Regions from separate parts of the Homo sapiens genome. Here region 1 is linked to region 2. A link is an interaction called in ENCODE POLR2A ChIA-PET data of the cell type or tissue named here. Cell type or tissue: MCF 10A. All regions are shown on one strand. Links, peaks and the distances in the headings refer to the core of each region. The heading gives the core; the rest is flanking DNA. Region 1 overlaps DIP2B (disco interacting protein 2 homolog B). Region 2 overlaps DIP2B (disco interacting protein 2 homolog B).

Region 1 (2,917 bases), core at 330-2,829, 77 kb after region 2:
TGTCTCCCAGGCTCAAGTGATTCTCCTGCCTCAGCCTCCTGAATACCTGAGATTACAGGTGTGCGCCACCATGCTGGGCTAATTTTTGTATTTTTATTAGAGATGGGGTTTTACCATGTTGACCAGGGTTGTCTTGAACTCTTGGCCTCAAGTGATCTGCCCGCCTCGGCCCGCCAAAGTCTTGGGATTACAGGCGTGAGCCACCACACCCAGCCTTTCCCATAATAACTTTGAAAAGTTATAGAAATTAGGCTGATAATACTGCACAATTATTTATTCAACAGTATTTATTGCTGATTGGTTGATTACTGATTAATAAATACTTGCTAGCCTGGATCATTGCTTCCTTCCATCCTCTTTTCCTGTTACACCCCAGCTCTATGTTATTCAAACCATCATCTTTCTCCCAGGCACTACTGGAGACAGTCACTAAACTGTGGAACATAACTAAAAACATTCTGTTCTCCCGTCTCCCTTGACTCTCAGCACTGCCTAGCACAGCATGTGCCTCCCGTTACTGTAGTGGCAACTCTGAATATCTTTACGCAAACCCTCTCTTCCAACTCTTCATTCCTGTCACAAAGACCTTAGAGAGGCAGCACTGAGAGGTAGGTAAGAGTTTGGATGCTGGAGCCAGACCATCTGCTTTGAAGCTGTCTCTCACAGTGTTGTGTCCTTGTGCAGGCCAGTTAATTTCCCTGTGTCTCACTTTCCCATCTGGAAACTGAGACTCATAATACTCTTCCATGGAATTGTTTTGAGGACTATATGGATTAATGTATGTGATTGCTTAGATGAATGGTACCTAGAACGAAATAGGCAGTGAATGAATGTAGAAGGGAAAATAGACAAGAAAACCTTTACTCTGATTCCTGTGCAGAAAGAAATTTAGAGGTCATTAAGCCAGAGTCCTGTCATCTTCTGTCCTCACTCCCAGTGCTCCAGCACCTACCTATACCTCCCTACCGATCCTTACCCTTTTTCGTAGAGAAAAGGTATCTCTAAAGTCCTGCAGTGCTTTAAACCTTTGATACATCCTGACAAACACAGAAAATGATAATATTTGTTCAATACAGTGGGGTAAAAAGAGTGCCTGTTTGAGGTGACTGGCCCAAGGCTTTCAGTTCCCTGAAGCTCAGCTAAACTGCCCTAAGGGACTGAGTATTAACATTTCCACACCCATAAAGCACTCACAGATCAGCGCAGATACCACATTCCCAGCCCATGTTGAGAAGCCCTGGCCCTAACCACTGACAACACTAACCCTTATCGAACTTGTAATTAAATCATTAATTATAGAATTCTTTTCAGATGTCTATGCTGGAAGAAACTATAAACTTCATCACTATGCCTATAAATGTTGGGCCCATGTCCCACTAAAGTGGTGGCTTGTATGTAGGAAGTTCTTAGTGTTTGTTGGTAGAATCGGTATCTTTCTAATAGCTGTCTTTGTAACTTACATATTTGTCCATCTTTAAGAAAAAGAAAAAAATAAAACTCACCTGCTTTGACTCTAGCCTTCTGTAATACTACCCCATATCTCTTTCCCTTTTTAACAAAACATTGAAAGAAGGAAATCTATTGCTGTCATTTCACCTCTTACTCATTCTTCAGTGTCCTAAATAATCTGTTTTCTTCCTTCACTGTTCCTTTAAAACTGTTCTTAACTGGGCTACTGATGATCTACCTGCCAAATCCAGTAGTTATTTTTTGATCCTTATTTTATATTTGTGACAGTGTGCACTCATCTTCTCCTCTCTGCCTCCATTTTCCTCATTCTCTCCTGGTCTCCCCACTGTGTGTCATCATCGTCTCCATTTCCTCTGCCTGTTCTTTAAATGTTAGTTTACCCCAGGATTCCTTTTCTGGTTGCCTTCTTTCATGCTGCATTCCTTCTGGGTGATATCATTCACACCCAAGGCTTCAGCTACCACCTCCTACGCTTGATGGTTCTAAAATCTATATATCCATTCTAGAGTTTCTCTCTCCTGTTGCCTGCTGGATATCCTCCCTTGTTTTTGACTTGCCATATGTAACAGTGCCAGACAAATGGCATTCATCCAACGTTGAGCTAAAGCAGTCTTAGAGCCCATGAGATCCTTATTCCTACAGATGAAGAGACTGAGGCCCAGAGACGTATAGTGGCTTGCCCAGTATCAGATAAATAGTTTGTAACAAAATGGGGAGGAAAACCTAAGTCTCTGGACACTGGGACTTGAACACAAGTTTATAAACCTATGCCAAACACAGAATGGTGATGTTTACTGCCTCATTGGAAAAACCCTTTTCCACTTTGGCCTAAGCGACCTGCTTTTGCGATCCCCATGCTGTGGCAGTGGCAGTATTCTCCTTACTTGTGTTTTTCCCTGTCCATCTTTGGTTTCCAGAGCAGTATGAATTGGCTACCAACAAAATTCTTCATCTCTTTAAAAGCTTTCACTTTTTTTGCGCCTGCCAAAGGAGATACTTAGATTTTGATCACTGTTAATTTTATCTAGACTATTGATAAAGAATGCCTGGCACATGCACCATTTAATTCAGATTCAGTGATTGGTATAGATACTATTACTTATTGCCTGGTTTTTAAAAATTGCTCCAATTGATGCAAGAATAAAAGCAGAATAGTTGGAAGATAACTAGCTGTTAACACTAGAAACAGTTTTCTAATCTTCAGAGAAAAATTACCAAGATAAAGGGGGAAAGAAGAAGCAATAATGAAAATTACTTTTCCGCACCCCCTCCCCCGCCATTTCTTTTTTTTTCTAGAAGTTTGGCAACATTCATAATTAGATGCACGTAGCACTGTTTTGTGCATAATAGCATGGTTTATTTACATACATTTACATATATGCATTTTAACTGATCTCTGCTCATTTCTGGTTTAGATATTTGTATACTCCTCTTTGAGACATCAGTT
Region 2 (2,917 bases), core at 177-2,676:
TTCCAATTTCATCCATGTCCCTACAAAGGACATGAACTCATCATTTTTTATGGCTGCATAGTATTCCATGGTGTATATGTGCCACATTTTCTTAATCCAGTCTATCATTGTTGGACATTTGGGTTGGTTCCAAGTCTTTGCTATTGTGAATAGTGCCGCGATAAACATACGTGTGCATGTGTCTTTATAGCAGCATGATTTATAGTCCTTTGGGTATAGAGCCCAGGAATTTGAGACCATCCCAGGCAACAAAGTGAGACCTTATTTCTACTAAATACGTGCATACATACATACATACATACATACATACATACATACGCCAGGCTGCATGGTGGCGTGAGCCTGTAGTCCAAGCTACTCAGGAGGATTGCTTGAGCCCAGGAGGGAAGGCTGCAGTGATCATAGCAGTGAGCTATGATCATGCCACAGCCTGGGCAACAGAATGAGACCCTATGTCTTTAAGAAAGAAGAAAAAATCAATTCATGTATAGTGAGAACCATCATTCCCTAATTTATACTCAGTCAAAAGTTACATGTTGAATATTCTTTTTAAAATTTTATTGACAAATAATAATTGTGTTTTGTTTTTTTTTTTGAGACAGGGTCTCACTTTGTCACCCTGGCTGGAGTGCAGTGGCGTGGTCTTGGCTCACTGCAACCTCCCTCTTCTGGGTTCAAGCGATTCTCCCACCTCAGCCTCTCGAGTAGCTGGGACTACAGTTGCATGCCACCATGCCCAGCTAATTTTTGTATTTTTTGGTAGAGACGGTGTTTCTCCAAGTTGACCAGGCTGGTCTCGAACTCCTGACCTCAAGTGATCTGCCTGCCTCGGCCTCCCAAAGTGCTGGGATTACAGGTGTGAGCCACAATAATTGTATTTTTTTTTTTTAATGTTGAACTGTCTTAATGCAAGGCATATGCTTAATTATTCAGAGTGTGTGCTGTTGTTTTGGCCTAGTGAGGATTAGGGGACAGGACTTTAGTTCTGACTCTGACACCTTGTAGCCTGTTGAATCCTTCTCCTAATCTCCTTTCTCCCCTACCCCCAAACTCATTATCCTGTGCTTTTTTTTTTTTAATTTTTTTGGTCACACTTACCAGATTGCTTGTTTATTATTCTCTAATTTTTTTTTTTTTTTTTTTTTTTTTTTGTAGAGACAGGGTCTCACTTTGTTTCCCAGGCTGGTCTTGAATTCCTGAGCTCAAGCGATCCACCTGCCTTGGCCTCCCAAAGTGCTGGGATTATAGGCTAGAGCCACTGCACCTGCCAGATTGCTTTATAATTGTTTGTTTACACTTCTCTATTCTTCCCAGAGGCTAGAAACCATGTCTTATTCATTTTTACCTTACCTGTTGTGAAACATTGAGGGAAGGAAATCGGTAGGATGTGAGGGAATAGGTAGGGATTGAGTAAAAAATGGCCCAGATTTTGAGTTTGAGTGACCAGGCGAGTGATAGTGTGTTATATATACAAACATCTGAGTTGCCGGTTTGGGGTGAAGAGTTTAATTTTGGACATGTTGGAGTCTATGACAATGTGGGAAGACCATCCCAGTCAACAAATGGCATTGGGAGGACATTCGAGTGGCTGTTCAATAGGCAGTTAGAAGTGGTGAATTATATCCTGGAGCTGTTGAAGGATTTGGGCATCATCTTCATGTGATTCATCAGGTGAATCAGATCTTTGAAAAGGAAAGTAAAAAATGAAGCTAATGAGGAATGCCTCTGTTTAGGAAGCTAGAGGAGAAAGAAGAGTCATCCAAAATGACAGGGGTGATCAGTCACAGAAGTAGGAGGTGGACTGGGGTGGGTGGTGTGGTGCTTCTGTGGAGACAAATAGTAATGTTAAACCTATGGAGAGCTTAGGATAATTCAGTGAGAGAATACAAAGGACTGGATTTGTCAGTTACAGTCCTGTGGCAGAATCAGAGGCTAGATTGAAAACGGGAATGAGGACATAGAAATGGTGAGCGCAGGCTTCTTATTTTGAAGTTGGGAAAAAGGAATAAAGAACAAGGATGGATTCAAAAGAGTACTTATTTATTTTACTTTACTATTACTTCTTAATAGATACCGAGGAGTCTTCATAGGGCTAAGGGAAAGAGACAGAGGAAAGAAAAGCTTGTGTTGGTGTGGGAGAGCTGGGCATAGGTTAGATCTCTGGATGTGTGGAAGAGGTGAGCTGCTTGAGAACAGGAGGGCAGGGCTGCTGTTCTCTCCTTCTCTAATAAGAAGAAGAGGATGAGTGAAAAATTCCACCTCAGAGGGAGGTTGGTGTGGGGATAAAGGGAAAAGGTTCAGAAAGGTGAAAGCTTAAGGGTTTGAGAAATGTGAAGAGAACAAGTGCATCAGCCATCGGGGAGTGTGAGAGGAATTAATGAAACACTGAAAGCATTGCCGATAGTCAGCATGAATTTGGAGTGGACACAGAAGTATGAAATGGAAAATAGCCCCACCCCACCTCCGTGCCCAGTCCCACTTCCCAAAATGTAGCTACTTTCTAAAGTCAGTTTTGTAGTTCCTGTAGTTAATAGTGTAACTTTCAGTAATATGTTGCAGTCAACAGTGTCTCTTGATCCCCTTCTGTGAACCATGAGAAATTTACCCATTTCTTGTACTCTTTTCTTCCTGAGTTTTTTTTTGTAATAATATTACTATTTTTCTGTTATCAAAGTAAATAATGTTTATATTCTCTTTTGTATAACAAAAATTAGTCTTCACTCTGTATGTACAAATTAAGCCTAAACATATTCCACACATACAGTTTTTGCAATATTATTAAGTAAATATTATTTACTTTGGAATCTAGAGGTGCTGTTGAATACTGGGAAAAGCAAACATAGTATTTTATTACCAAACTGCTTCAAAGAGAATGGCCCAATCATCAAGATCTAGTGAATCCTCTTTCAATTTCTTT

Evidence for each region. Peaks named below come from ENCODE experiments on the same cell type or tissue, not always from the same donor. Only the 100,000 strongest peaks of a DNase experiment are listed, where the experiment ranks them.
Region 1: POLR2A ChIA-PET joins it to region 2 with 12 read pairs; 11 of 35 experiments call an interaction of 5 or more read pairs at or near these places.

Annotation. Positions count from the first base shown.
Region 1 is chr12:50,612,514-50,615,430 of GRCh38, forward strand. All of the region lies in intron 1 of DIP2B (disco interacting protein 2 homolog B), which reads left to right. Among named protein-coding and RNA genes, the nearest start is that of DIP2B, 110 kb to the left of the region's middle. In MCF 10A, for the core only: no CTCF peak of the experiment used is centred there; a DNase peak (open chromatin) is centred at 1,878.
Region 2 is chr12:50,535,991-50,538,907 of GRCh38, forward strand. All of the region lies in intron 1 of DIP2B (disco interacting protein 2 homolog B), which reads left to right. Among named protein-coding and RNA genes, the nearest start is that of DIP2B, 32 kb to the left of the region's middle. In MCF 10A, for the core only: no CTCF peak of the experiment used is centred there; a DNase peak (open chromatin) is centred at 1,691.